Linked DNA regions of Mus musculus: region 2 is linked to region 1. The links are chromatin loops, found by intact Hi-C in ENCODE. Cell type or tissue: heart. All regions are shown on one strand. Links, peaks and the distances in the headings refer to the core of each region. The heading gives the core; the rest is flanking DNA. Region 1 has its middle 5.5 kb from the start of Acsl3. Region 2 holds the start of Farsb (phenylalanyl-tRNA synthetase, beta subunit).

Evidence for each region. Hi-C counts contacts between places; a loop is a spot of excess contacts. Peaks named below come from ENCODE experiments on the same cell type or tissue, not always from the same donor. Only the 100,000 strongest peaks of a DNase experiment are listed, where the experiment ranks them.
Region 2: a loop joins it to region 1, with 2.8 times the contacts of the local background. A loop is called at or near these places in 1 of 42 quality-filtered maps.

What each region holds. Positions count from the first base shown.
Region 1 is chr1:78,648,695-78,656,036 of GRCm38, reverse strand. No RefSeq gene overlaps it. Among named protein-coding and RNA genes, the nearest start is that of Acsl3, 5.5 kb to the left of the region's middle. In heart, for the core only: no CTCF peak of the experiment used is centred there; no DNase peak of the experiment used is centred there.
Region 2 is chr1:78,485,426-78,492,767 of GRCm38, reverse strand. It overlaps Farsb (phenylalanyl-tRNA synthetase, beta subunit), which reads left to right and starts at 3,871. Exons shown (of 17, transcript NM_011811.4): 1 at 3,871-3,983. The coding sequence starts at 3,926. In heart, for the core only: no CTCF peak of the experiment used is centred there; DNase peaks (open chromatin) are centred at 3,627 and 3,907; H3K4me3 peaks cover 2,271 bases; H3K27ac peaks cover 1,745 bases.

The DNA of each region.
Region 1 (7,342 bases), core at 1,639-5,638:
CAGGCTAACCTTAAACTCCAGACAATCTTCCAACCTCACCTAGGTTTATTTATTGTCGTTGTTGTTTTGAAACAACAGGGTGTGATGACTCACAACTTTAATCTTAGTACTTGGAAGGCAGAGGCAGATAGATCTCTAAATTTGAGGCATGCCTAGCCTATTTAGTAAGGTCTAGGCCTGCCAGAAGCAGAAGATGGTGTTTTGTTGAGAGAGAGAGAGAGAGAGAGAGAGAGAGAGAGAGAGAGAGAGAGACTGGCAAGGTGACTCAGAGGATTATAGGTGCTTAGTGCGAAGCTTGATGACCTGAGTTCACCATGGGATACAAGTACACATGCACAAAATAAATATAATAAAAAGAAAAAGCAAAAACACATCTGGGCACAGTGATCCCAGCACTAGAGATGTTGCGGCTGGAGGGCTGCTGCTGTGACACTGGCCCTAGCTTGGGTTACGCAGTGAGTTGCAGGCCAGCTTAAACTCCAGAGTGAAACTCTGTCTCAGAATAACCAACCAAGACAAGGAAAGGAAAGGAAAGGAAAGGAAAGGAAAGGAAAGGAAAGGAAAGGAAAGGAAAGGAAAGGAAAGGCAAGGCAAGGCAAGGCAAAGCACATTTGCTTTTCTCTTAGAAAGGATTCAGTATGTGTTCAGAGTTTTGAGGGGTATTGAATTTTGATTACATTTCCCTTCTTTTTTGTAAAACTTCAAGTCAGAGACTATTAAGGGTCAACCACATGAAATCATGAACAGGAGTAGGCAGTCCCTTGTGCCCTTTTGGTGTGTTTCCAACTTACTGCAACAGTAAGGGGAATTGTCTATAATTGACATAAACATGTAATGGTCTATTTCCTGTGAAGGGGCATAGAAAGAGACTGTAACTATATCACAAAAACTACATTTCCCATTACGATAAGACAACAGAACCAGCTGATATTTAGAGTTTTAACAGGAATGTTTTTGTTTCATTTCCGGTGGGTGGGTGGGTATGAATATAGCACATGATGCTGTGTGAATGAAGGAGGCTCTGACTCCAAGGAGCAGAATAATCAACAAGAAGCAACTTTAAAATGTCACTTATAGCCTGGCATGAGAGCCCAAGTCTTTAAGCCCACGCTTGGGAGACAGGCAGATGATTCTGAGTTCAAAGACAGCCTAGTCTACGTAGCAAGTTCCAGGACAGCCAGGGTTATATGTACCCTGTTTCAAAAAAAAAAAAAACAAAAAAAAAAAACAAAAAACAAAAGAAAACCACTATTGTCTGACATAAAGAGACTTCAAAAGGCAGAGCAATAACAAATACAGGCAAACAATTGCAGCACTTCAGATTCCAAGGCAGGACTACTGCAAGGTCAAGCCAGCTTGCTCCACCTACAAGACCATTCTGGGTAACTTTAACTGTCTTAACACAACCAATCTCAACTGAGAAGCTGCCTCTACCTCTGACATACCTGAGGGGAGGTTTGGTTGTTAACTGATTCGGCAAGGGCTCAACCCACTGTGGGCAGCACCAACCTTAGTAAGAAAGCTAGCTGAGCCAGTATGTGAGCCAGCTAGCAAACAACATGCTCTTCATTACTGCTGTATTTCTTGGCTGTGAAGTAAGTTCCCTAGTTGGAGGTCCTGCTGTGTGCTATAGCAAGCAGTCCTGCCTTCAAGTTCCAGCTTTGACTATTATCAGTGATGAACTTGGAGTTGTAGGAGATCCTGTGAATCCTTAGCAACCTGGATGGTTCCTATCTTCTCTGTAACTTCTTTTTTTTTTTCTTAAAGATTTATTTATTATTATACATAAGTACACTGTCTTCAGACACACCAGAAGAGGGTGTCAGACCTCATTACAGATGGTTGTGAGCCACCATGTGGTTACTGAGATTTGAACTCAGGACCTTTGGAAGAGCAGTCAGTGCTTTTACCCTCTGAGCCATCTCTCCAGCCCCTCTGTAACTTCTTAATCTACAGTCTATTTCATATAAGTAAGGAGCCCAGTATTCAGACAGTTACAGTTAACGCCCCACCATAGTTGAGTTTCTTATTAAAGACCTTCTGAGGTGGTCACGGCAGTGAATACCTGTAATTCTAGCACTTGGAAGGCAGAAGGAGGAAGATCAGAAGTTTGAGGTCAGTTTCAACTACACAGCAAGTTATAGGCCAACCTGATCTACAAGAGACTCTATCTCAAAAAATAATCTTTTCTAGACTGCATTTGATATATTTGATTAAAGAAGAGAAGTCATAAATATACAGCAAACTTATGTCTATGTTATGACTGCCTGTAACTAAGTTTAAAATTAAAAGTGGCTTGTGGGGGGGGGGGGGGACACCTAAAAGGAGTCCCAGATTCATAACTCATGACCAGAACCAGAGAATCACAAGAAACCTAAGACATATCTTCCGTCCTGGTTTTTCATCCTCAGTGAGCAATATCATACTCAGAGTTATACAGTAGCTGCACTGGAGAGAGAGGACCAGTATATCTTCACTGTGGGGTGGGGGGAGGTAACAGAAACTTACAATAGAGATCCACTGTCCAGTAACCCCCTTAGAGGCTTCTCTCCCCCAGCTTTACCTTAAGTCTCATTAACTAGAATATCATCACATTTAAGGAAAATGGGAAATATAAACACACAATGCCAACTCAAATAAAAATCAAGGTTTGTTCCTAGCCACAAAGGCGAAAATATCTATCGGGCAAGCAATTGAGTCTCTGCTCTGCTGTCTTCGGAAATGCTTAGTCTAGCAATAGTTCATGTCCTTCATTTAGAGCAGTATGTTTGTTTGTTTGTTTCCTTTGATTTAAAAATTGTGACAATAGATAATAACTTTTTCATAGTTTTCTAATTACATAATTATAGTTGATCAAAGTATGGACTCATCGATGGCCGAGTGGCAGCAGTTGGTCTGTATGCACATAAAGCCAGGAAGCAGAGAGAAATAAGTCCCATTGGTTCTGCTGGCTTTCTCTATCTTATTCAGTCAGATGGCGCCCGAGGAGTGGTGCTCCCCATGTTTAACCTCATCCCAGAACTCAAGGCAGAAGCAGGTGGATCTCTGTGAGTTCCAGGACAGCCTGCTGTACAGAGCAATCTCCAGGACAGCCAGGGCTACACAGAGAAACCCTGTCTTGAAAGAAGAAAAAGAAGAGGAGGAGGAGGAGGAGGAGGAGGAGGAGAGGAGGAAGAAGACTAGGAAGGTGAGGAAGAAAATGAGAAAGAAAAGGAAGAGAGGAAGGGAGGGAAGGAGAAAGGGGAGGGAAAAGGAAAGAGGCAAGGGGAAAGGTAGAAGGGAGGGAAAAGGGGAGGGGAGGGGAAAGGGAGGGGGAGGAAAGAAAGAAGAAAAAAGGGTAAGGAAACAATGGCTGAAGTTGTAACTCAGTAGAATGCTTGCCTTGTAGACACAAAATGCTGGGTCCAATAAACCAAATGTGGTTGTTATCACACTTGTACTCCCAGCATCCAGGAGATGCAGGGAAAAAATATCAAAATCAAGGATGCTAAGTGAGTTTCAGGGCAGCCTAGGATACAAGAGACCCTGTCACAGAAAAATATACAAGTAGTAAGCAAGATAATAAATATCCTGGATGTGGTAGCTCACACCTACCTATAATCCCAGAATTGAGGCAGTAAGGCCAATGACTGCCTCAAGGCTTGACGAGGTGTGAGACCCTGTCACAAAACAAGACCATTAACCATAATGACAGTGCTCACTGAAATATGAATAAGATAACTAAGAGGGCATAGAAACAATTTCAGATGCACAGGTCCGGAAATACAGGTTATATTAAAGCCTAATAAAACCTGACTCATTTATGGCAGGAAAAAAAAAGTTCCTGAAACTTTAGAGTGCCTTCTGGATTCTGGGGTCTAGTTCTTGTCACCTATACACATGGGTATTTTGAGGAATCTTTACCAACTTGCAAAGTTCATACAAGCAACAAGAAACGCACACGTTTAATCGCACTACAATGGAGCTTTAGACCAGTGGATCTCTGTTAGTTCAAGGCTACAGAGTGAGACCCTGTTGCAAAAAGCAAAACAAAACAAAAACAAACAAGCAAAAAGAAAAAGAAACAAACAAAAGAAACGTAGTTTCTGTGATCTAAAGTTTCCGCTAGATTTCAGCATTTAAGGCAATGAACTTGAACAAGCCAAATGAAACCTTCATGCAAAACAGGACTTCTCCCATGTTGTTTCTCAGGTTGTTGATTTATGGGTTAGGCCACTTTAGGCTAAAGGGAAGAGAAATGCAAATTGCACTTGCAACAGCAACTGGAGTTTATTAGCTTATAAAATTAAAGGCCCCAGGAGTATATCCACCCTCAGAGTCATCTTGATAAAGATATCAAAAGCCAGGTGTGGCGACACACATGATGCCAGCAGGTCATATGATTCCAGCATCGTAACGGAGGAGGCAGGGGGATCAGGAGGTCCTTTGCTGTATAACGAGTCCCAGGTCAGCTTGATAGCAATGCATCAAAAACAAACAAACAAACAAAAGAGACATCTGAACGACTGATGTCATCACTGACCAAGCCAGCTTCCTTGGTGCTGGTTTTTGCTCCACTCTCAGGTTCCCATGACAGCAGATGGCAAGAAGCCTTTCCTGCCTCCCATCCCACTGGAACATGAGTCTCTTCTCCAAAATCTAATTTGGTTTTGTGGGGTTATGTGTCTCCCCTTACCCAGTCTTTCTATCCATCCATGGCTGATGAAACACTCCATTTTGCCTCCTAGGATGGAGTTCTGCAGTTTATACCCCTAAAATCCAGAAGAAATACATTAGGAGAGATGGTACAACTTGCTACAAGAAACTCAGAGTATGCTACTAGCAAAAGGAGAGAGAACAAAATATCAGATGCTCCTGCCTGGAGCTTTGTTTCTTCTAGTCTGCTCTGTTATATTTCTCCCTGGTTCTACAAGGAGCTTTTGGAGAGCCAGAATCACGCTGCCTTCCTTTACAAATCCCCAGAATCTACCCAAGGCGCTGTAGGTACAACGTCAACATCCAGTCATCTCAGTACATATCTACTGAATTCAGCTATGGATACTGAACAGATGATATGCATGTCCTTGGAGAAGTACCACATGTTGATGCTAAAATGGATAGGTCACATTTCAACACGTTTTATATTAAACTGTTTTATTCCGGGTTCAATGGGAAGACAGTTCCTTGTGTGGCCCAGCTTCAGGTTTCAGTTATTTCTTCTGTGATGTTTATCTTTTTTTTTTGTCCACAATAAATGCATTCTCTTATTTTTTTTTCATTTTTTTTTTTTACAAACATGGACCATAGCCCACATTTAAGTGGTTACTTTTTTAAGTCCTTGAGCTCGTAGTGCTGAGAGCGTGATGTAAAACTATATCATCCTCACCTGGGAGCTCACAAGAAATGCAGAATCGCAGGCCCTCCAGGCCTACTCCAGTGAGATCCACAAAACGTTCATGTGATCAATACGTAGCCGCTTACCTAGATGAATAGTATTTACTGGAGGTACAAGAGAAGCCCAATATAGAGTCTAAGGTTTTCTGGTCACACTAAAACATAAGAAGAAAAAAAAAATTAAGTTAATTTAACAATTTACTTTGCACAAGCTATTCTTAAGTTTTAAAACCAAAATTTTAAAATATTAATGCTGGGTATGTTGATACATGCCTTTAATTCAAGCAGATCTATCCCTAGTGACCTCCTTCTGCTGGACAGGTCCCTAAAGTTGCCACATGGCCTTTCTAAGCATGGCCACTTGCCAAGGGAAAGGCATCAAAACACAAGTTTTATGTGTGGGGGGGGGGGCAGGGAGAGTGGGTCCATCTCAGATTTAATGAATATGACTGGCTTGCTTCCTTTTTTTTTTTTAAATTTCTTTTAAGTGTGTGTGTTTGGTTGAATGTGTGTGTGTGTGTGTGTATGTGTGTGTGTGTGTGTGTGTGTGTATCTCTTTTTGTAGCACAGCCCCTCCTCATTCTGCCTGTCTCTGGAGGACTTTTTAAGCCACCAATTTTGTTAACCACACAGATCATAGAAATAAATATAGACACACACACACACACACACACACCCATGACAATCAGATTGTTTCTTTCCAGCTTTTGCCAGGAATATTGTGTCAAAGGGTGGTGACATCATCCAAAGAGGACCAACCAGAGTTCATCCCTGGTGTTGACTTCTGTATCTTGTCAAGGACAGGGACTTGGAACCACATGGGCCTGAAGTTCAGAGTCCATTGCAAAGCCTCTCGGAAGTCAACCATTGGGGCCAGCACACAGAGATGAGAGCCTAGAAAAGAGGTGATCGTGGGGATCCCTAAATGTAGTATTGGGGCCAACACCTACCCCATTCTCCCACCAAATAAGGCAATATAGTAAAGTATGCATGTTTGCTTAGGCTGCCTTTGGCTCCTTCGCAACTCAGGCTTCCTTACCCACAAACAGGAAGATGGAAAAAAGGATTTAAAATTAAAATTCATCTCAGCTTAAGAAGGTGGCTTGTTGCTATGGTGAAATAGGAGCTAGGCTTACTAAACAAACATTCAGCCTGGCACTATGCTGGTTCCTGAATGGACTGTATTCTATCGTCCCATCTCTGCAAGCAGGAATCATATTTCAAGGGTTTCTTTGTTCCTTCTCTAGGACACTGAAGATCAGGTTTCTAGGCAAATACCGCAGAGAATAGAGTGGGAGGTAGACAGATCTTCTTACTAAGTCACTTTCTCTCTTTCTCTGCCCCTGTTGACTCCGGGGAAGTTACAAAATTTCCACCCATTACTCTCCCAGTACAAGTGTTAGGATGGAAATATGGCGTTCACTTGTTAAATCAATGACACTACTGCCATCTTCTTTTATTAGCTATCTCCATGAAGTCTTTTCCTGACTTACAGAAAGCATTAAGCCTTTGATAGACTTATTCTTCCTCAGGAAGGGTCTCCTGAAGATTCAGGATGGCCTTGAATTTGCACATATGGGAGGATAACCCTGAACTTCGGGAGTTCTTCGGAACCTGGGAAGAAATGAAATTACAGGCCTGTTCCAGTTCATCCGGTTTTCTATGGTGCTGGGAACCCAGCTGAGGGCTCTGTGCATGCTGGGCAAGCACTTTACCAACTAAGTGACATCGCCAGCTTACTAGGTACCCTCTCATGTCCCTGCAGACAGTGAGTGGTAGAGCCTGGACCTGCCTCCAGGCCTGATTCCCTGATTCTGGGTTTCCTTTGCAGCAGGTCCCTGTTTTCAGAGTTTCCAGAGAACAGAGTGGTACTGTCTGTTATCCTAGTGGCTCTCACCACACCAAAGTCCACATGCTCAATGGCCTCACAGTGGATTCAGCTTTCCTTTTAAAAAAAAAAAAAAAAGAT
Region 2 (7,342 bases), core at 1,778-5,777, 160 kb after region 1:
TGTATGTGGGTACACTGTTGCTGTCTTCAGACACACCAGAAGAGGGAATAGGCTGCCCATTACAGATGGTTGTGAGCCACCATGTGGTTTCTGGAAATTGAATTCAGGACTTCTGGAAGAGCAGTCAGTGCTCTTAACCACTGAGCCATCTCTCCAGTTCAACCAATATTGTGTTTCAAAATGACACTTCTTTATAATAAAAGCAATGATTATTAATTATAGTTTTATAAACTATAAAATATATAATGAAGAAAATAGTTGAACCACCTAGAGATAGCTATAACACTTAGATGTATATTGTACATTGTTGTCTTTATTCATACCCTCCATTCATATTTACACAATTTAGACACTCAACTGAGCAAAATTAATCATTTTAAGCATATACAATAATTTCATTTTCATATTATTTGTTGAAAAGTCTTTTCCTGTTAAAATTTCCACAGCACACATAGGCTGTGGTGGCATACGTCGTTGATCCTTGTTCTTGGGAGGCAGAGGCAGAAGGATCTCTGAGAGCTCCTGTCCTGCCTGGTTTATATAATTCCAGTCACACAGAGTAACTCTCTCTTTCTCAAAAAAGATCTCACAACATTATATGCATACATAATGTGTGCGTTTCCCCTGCTGCTGTGATGAAATACTCTGAAAACGCTACGTAAGGGAAACATATTTTAGTTTACTGCTCAAGGTACAGTCCTCAAAGAGGGACGTCAAGGCAGCAAGAGCTTGAAGCAGCTTCTCATACCACATCCCTAATCAAGAACTAGACAGGGATGAATTCTAGAATCCCCTGCCGAGGCAAGAGTCCCAACCATAATTATGATGCGTCCTTTCACATCACGATCAATATAATCCTTCAAAGGCATGCTCAGGGGCCCATCTCCCAGGTGGTCGGAGATTCTGTCAAGTTGAAAATTAACACTAACTACCACCACAGTCAACATTCTTTTGATTTATATTTTACTTTGGGGTGTTGGACATGAATCCAAAGATGTGATGCATGCTGGATAAACACCCTACCAGGAAGCTGAATCCCTGGCCTGCTACATGGCTTTTAATGTTCCTACTGGGTTGTATCGAAACACTTTAACCAAGCCATGTTAGATGTTTCAGCTGTTTCATTTTTTTTTCTATATTACAAAGAATGATACCAGTTTTTTCTTTAGAATAATTCCAAGACTGAGGTTTCATGATGAAAGAGAAAACATGCTTATGAAAGTTATTATCATTGCCAACTTGTCTGGATTTAGAACACCTAGAAGCTGGGGAGGTACACAGCTGGCTGTGTTTGTAAAGGCTGAGTCCAGAGAGGTAACGATCTGTCTTGCATGTAGGTGGCACCATTCTATGGGCTAGAGGCCTGGATGGAATGAAAACATGAAGGGGGAATGCTAAGGGTGCACCCACATTTCCAGCCCTGCTGCCTGGCCCTCTGAGATGTGAACTGCCTCTCCTTGCCTTGCCCACCGTGACCAACTGAATGAACCTTTTGAAAGGATGCCAAAAATAATTTTTTTCCCCTTGAATTATTTCCGTCGGGTGTTTTTGGTCACAGCAATGGGAAAAGTAACTGGAGAAGTAGGGTCACTGCTGTAACTAAACTTGACAATGTGGTTCTTTGGCCTTTGGAACTGGTTTCCAGGAGGGGTTTGGAAAATGACACCATAATTATTAAAAGAGCTTGGTGCTGGCATTGAAACAGACACTCTGGCAGTGGATCCAAATATATGTGGAAATTTAATATGTGATATTACAAACTGGATGGGGAAAAAAGCTTTTTAATAAATGGTATTGGCATTGCTGTTTGAAAATAAAATAAAACTGGCTTGTTCATTAGCTCCAAAAACCAAAACAAATCTCAAAAAAGATCTGAGATTTAAATGGAAAAGAATTCTACTGATGTACTCAAAAAGGAAAACATGGTTTTTAAAAAATGTGTGGAGGAAGATTTTTAAAAAATACAACCTAAACCCCAGAATCAATAGAAAAAATAATTTAAATTGGGCTGGAACTTTGTAAATCTCCATGGGGAAATAATCCTTAAAAGTAAAATATTAAGAACTATTTCTGGTTTACTCTCCAAATAGCATTATTTACTTTGTTTCCCACATCCATCTATAATTTCTTAAAACACGCCTATAGTGACATATCAGGGGAAACAAAGCGGCATTTTAAATCCTCTTATGAAGTATGAGAGTTAATGTTATGGTCAAATGCCTGAGTTAATAGATCCCTTAATAAGTAGCCAAATACTGTTAGTTGTATGTTTCTGAGAGATGAGCATTTGAGTTGGTGAACTCAGTAAGTGCCCACTTACTGGAATTTAGGGTCAGAAAGCTACACGTGGGACTTGCCATAAGTGGAAATTAGTGCAGTGGAAAACTTATTAAGAGTTATGATGGCCTAAGTCTAGCCTCAGTTCTGCTTCCTCAAGTGAAGGGTTCTCACTTCCTCAGTGTTGGTCCTTGCTTTATTTTCTCTTGAGGAAGCAATGTTTCTGCTATGCCTTACAGGTTAGGTGAGTCCCACAGTCCATGGCTGTTTTATCTTCCTGCTTTGATGTATTTGTTTTTTCATGGCTGCTGAAAGGAAGTACTACAAACTTTTGATTTCAAACAGAAACTTGAGTCTGGTGAGGTAACTTATATTCTTGTCTTTCAGGACACCTTAAAACTCTGAAAATTTCTGGCCATCCAGAGCTACAGGATGAGTTCCAGGACTGCTTCAGCTATAGAGTTGAGCCTTTATCTCAAATCATAAAGAATAATGAATGAGATGAAACAGAACTTTGTTATATTCAAGTTCTGGAGGCAAGAAACCCAAAAGCAATTTCACTGGCCCAAATCCAAGTGTTTTGGGGGCTGCTGAATAGGCTAGGAGAGATTTCCCTCCTTATCTCTTCCAGTTTCGAAGACTACTGACTTTATTTTTTTTAGTGACCTTACTGGAATCACTGCCTTCCGCTTATTGAGTCTACAGTCAATTGCATTTAGGGCCCATCCTAATAACCTAGGCTAAGTTCCATCTCAAAACCCTTAGCTTATTCCACATAGGCTCTGATACCACATAAAGTAGCATTTGCAGGCTACACGGGATTAAGTCCTGACATCTCAGTGGCCCATGATTTGACGTACTGTCCCTCAGAGTTATTCTAAGGAGCAAATCTGCTCGTGCACTTTTTAGGCTGAGTACAGCATCTGACAGAAAAGTCCTGCGGTCTCTAACAACGCCTACCCACAGGGCTGCTGCTGCGTTCGAACAAGGCTCGGGTATAAAATCTGTAGTTTCAAGAGGGTTAAAGGATTAAGTAAAAGCCCGGCAGTGGTGGCGCATGCCTTTAATCCCAGCACTAGGGAGGTACGGATCTCAAAAGTTCTCGGAGTTCAAAGCCAGCCTAGTCTATAGTGCGAGTTCCAGGACAGTCAAGGCGACAGAGAAACCTGTCTCAAAAAAGTAAAAAAATGTGGCCTGTTAACAGACCTTGCCATTAGTATTTGCATATTCTTCTTTGCAGGAAGTCTTGCATCCGTTTACCTTGCTTTTCAAATACCTCTGGGCGGACTTCTCTACCTGGAAGTCCTTCCCACCAATCTAGCGCTCCGCCTACCCAACTTGGCATCTTCCCTAGGGCTTTGGGAAGCATCCAGGCCTCTGAGGTCTGTTCTCACTCTTGCCTGTCAAAATAGAGATAATTCCACCCGATTACACCTATTTTCCAAACTTTTTGGTTATCGTCACAACAGAACTATGTTAAATAATCCAGAGAGAGGTGTTTTCCTATATTCGGCTGGAAAACGGATGTGCAAATGGTTGAATTTAGACAGGCATCACGTGAGACAGCCCAAGAGCGGAGCGTCGGGTCCTTCACTCTAGGGTCGCTGAGGCCCCGCATGTGGCGCAGGCGCAGTGTCCACGACTCGCCATGCCGACTGTCAGCGTAAAGCGAGACCTGCTCTTCCAAGCCCTGGGCCGGACCTACAGTGAGTGCCCGCCCCGTGGCTTGGGCTCGGTGCCTGGGGAAGTCTGCTCGCCCTGCAGAAGAACGTGCTGGCGGCGTTCATGCCGCTACGTGGGGTTTGGCCCGGCACGGCCAGAGTCCTCAGGGGCGCGCTGCTGGGCGAGGAGACTCGGCTGCGCTGAAGTAGCTTCTCGGAACCAGCTCCGCGGTGGCTCCGTTGCATCATCAGCGCGTGTCGGGCTCTCCGTGTCATTCATTTAGAGACCGAGCTCCAACTCCGTGCCCAGCACGGACTTTGGTGTCGGGACACAGACGAGGAAACGTACCCTGGGTTCCATCACAACTGTAGGCTGTGGAACCAGATTGACAGCGAAGGGGAGACGTTTAAGAAAGATGCGGGTCTCACTATGTAGCCCAGGCTGTTTTCGAACTGTCGGTCTTCTTGCCTCAGTTTCTGAGTGCTGGGATAACAAGCGTGTGCCACCAAGCCCGGCATTGGCTTTATTTTAGTGTTGACCAGGCTCCAGAAGTGTGTCAGGCAGTGTTTGGGAGTAGAGCTGTGCACATGACACATACATGAGAAAAATAACAAACCATGATGTTAGTAAAACGGTTTATTGGACATGCTAAATGTTTCTGGGAAAGGAAACCAGGTTTTGTGCAGGGGTAGCATTTGATAGTTAACATTGATTTGACCCCTAAATGGAATCACTTCTATGGGCTTAGCATTCATGACACACTTCCCTCTTTCTCAGTTCTAAAACTAAACCATTGTGGGGGGGGGGGGAAGGGAGGTAAATATTAGTCAAATTATCATTTCCAACACAGATGTAGTAAGTTGAAATGGTATCAGCCTCACCCTGTAGTTATCAGCTTCTATAAAGGTCAGAGCGAGTGTTTTATGAGAGCCTCCTTGTTTTTGAGTATTAGAGGCCAAAATTAGAGGACAAAATGGAGCAGGTTCATAACACCACAGTACTGATGTCGTACAAGTAAACTTTTAAGATTTTTTTTTCCTAAGGATGGACTTTAGATATTACTCACCCCCTGTGTTTGTCGGATTTTGTCGTTGTTCTTTTGGAGACAGAACCTTATTCTGAAGTCCAGGCTGACTCTAAACTTGTGGCAATCCTCCTGACTCAGTCTCCCAAGTGATACAATTATAGTTGTGACCAAGGCCTTAGAAACAGGAAATCGCTTTGCTTTTGGAATGTGGTTTTAATTTCCTAACCAGTTTCCCTTATATAGTAAGCTTATTAATATACCTCACTTGCCCTGTTACTCTAAATCATATTCTCTCTCCTGGTGGTCACTGTCTCTGAAGTTCATATGATGGTGTGTGGCAAGATGAACAACTTGGAATCAGTTCCTAGTCAGACCCTTATCTATGGAAAAGTACCAGATTGTCCAAATTTTAAAAGACAATGAGGCTTATGACCTGCTCGCAATCATCAGATAATGTTTTAATACATTCCCTGGCTGTTTCCTTTTCCTTCCACTTTAAAATGGTGAGTGATCCAACAAGCTTGGTTTCCCCACACCGACTGTGAACTGTAGGCTCTTTTGAAATTCTTTCATACCTATTGATGGTATTTAAGGTATACACCAGATGGGTTAGTACTAATCTTCATTGTTTCTCTTGCCTTCTTTCTTGAAATCTTTTTAAATGTCAGCTCAGTGGTGGTTGGAGTTGGAAAAGGCTATTCACCAGAACAGGTAGTTTCCAAATGAAGTGTGGGTGTCATTTGTTTTTTGTTTTTTTTTTTGTTTTTTTCCATTTTTGTTTGCCTCTTTCTCTTTTTTTGTGCTCTTACATGTCACCTTATTGAGCCCTCTAGGGCTGCTGCCCATCTGAACCCCACTGTCATTTCCAGCTGCCGTCACCTTCCATTTCTCTTGGCAGTTTTTGTTGCCCAGGGCATTTCCTTTCCCCTGTTGCCCTTGGCGCAGCTCTGTCTTCCTAATCCTCCTTGCGATTGCCTTTCTGTTCAGTTGTGTTCTTGTTACTTACTTTTTGTTTGTTCTTTGATATTCATTTTCTTGTGAACTGGTTTCTGATTGCTCTTCAGCCTGGGCCCTGTTCTAGCTTGGTACAGTAAGTACTGTCAGAGCCACCTGTGTGCCACACAGGTTTTTAGGTTTACCATTTTATTGTAGGGACTTATTCATGGTTTTACTTTTGCTTCTTTCTTTCATTTAAGTTTTAAAAATATAGCTTAAAGGAATAAGGAATAAGATTCAATATATTCTAGTAATGCATACAATTTGATTTATTGCCATTTGGCTGACAAGATTTTTGCATATTACAAAGTGAGTGTTTGCTACTTAGTTTCTGATGGTTAAGATTTGATATTTGGTGGTCCTGTATTTTACTCCAAGTTGCAGATCTGAAGTGGGGTCAAGAGCTCATTGGGGCTGGAGAATCTGCTTCTAAGTTGTTTCTTAAGTCATCACCATCTTTATTATTATTTAGACTTAAACCAATTTATATGTATTAGTGTTTTGCTTTGCATCAGATGCGTGTCTGGTGCCTGTGGAGGCCAGAAGAGGGCATCAGATGGCCTGGAACTTGAGTTACAGATGACTGTAAGCCACCACGTGGGTTCTGGGAATCAAACCTGGGTACTCTGCAGTAGTAACAAGTGTTCTCAATTGCTGAGCCATCTCTCCTCTGCTAAGTTTCCTTAAGCGGTTTCATTAAGCGGTTTTGTTTACCCACTGATGTTTTCCAGTTCCTTCTACCTTGGCTTTTGTTAATTTGTCCCAGAAGGAGAACTCTTGAGAGAGCAGGTAAACGGGAGCGCTTAAGTACTATCCTCTGTGTTTGATAATTGCTCAGACATGCTATTCCATCCTTTTCCATATTCTGTTGGTGACAGAGACCAATCCTGAGCTTGCATAAGGGAACTAGATAGACAGGTATCATTGGAATCAGTCTCTCCACACAGTCACCAAATGGTTCTTGTTCATCCACATGCAAAATATACTTGTCCTAGAAGTGTCATCTTAGAGCACCATCCACAGTGAGACATCTGAACCTGGTTCTGACGTGGATGAGCGTCTTAGGATGTTTAGCATCTTGTGATAGATGAGTGCTGTCCGAGTGCGGAGAGGCTCAAGCACTAGGATGGGTGTCTCCCATACATCTAAGATGCCATAGAGAGACATAGCCGGCCTAACTACTGGAGGAGCCATTGGTCCACTACAGTTCTGAAACTGAATGGCAACTGCAGGATGGTCTTGATTAGGTCTCAGGCCTGGGATAATTCTCCATGGCTCCGTGCCTGCCCTCTAGGCTCTGATTCCACCGTCTGAGTGGCCCCAGAAAGCATGTGCTTCACAGCTGATTACCTTCCTTATTCTACTTCCTGTCAATAGAGT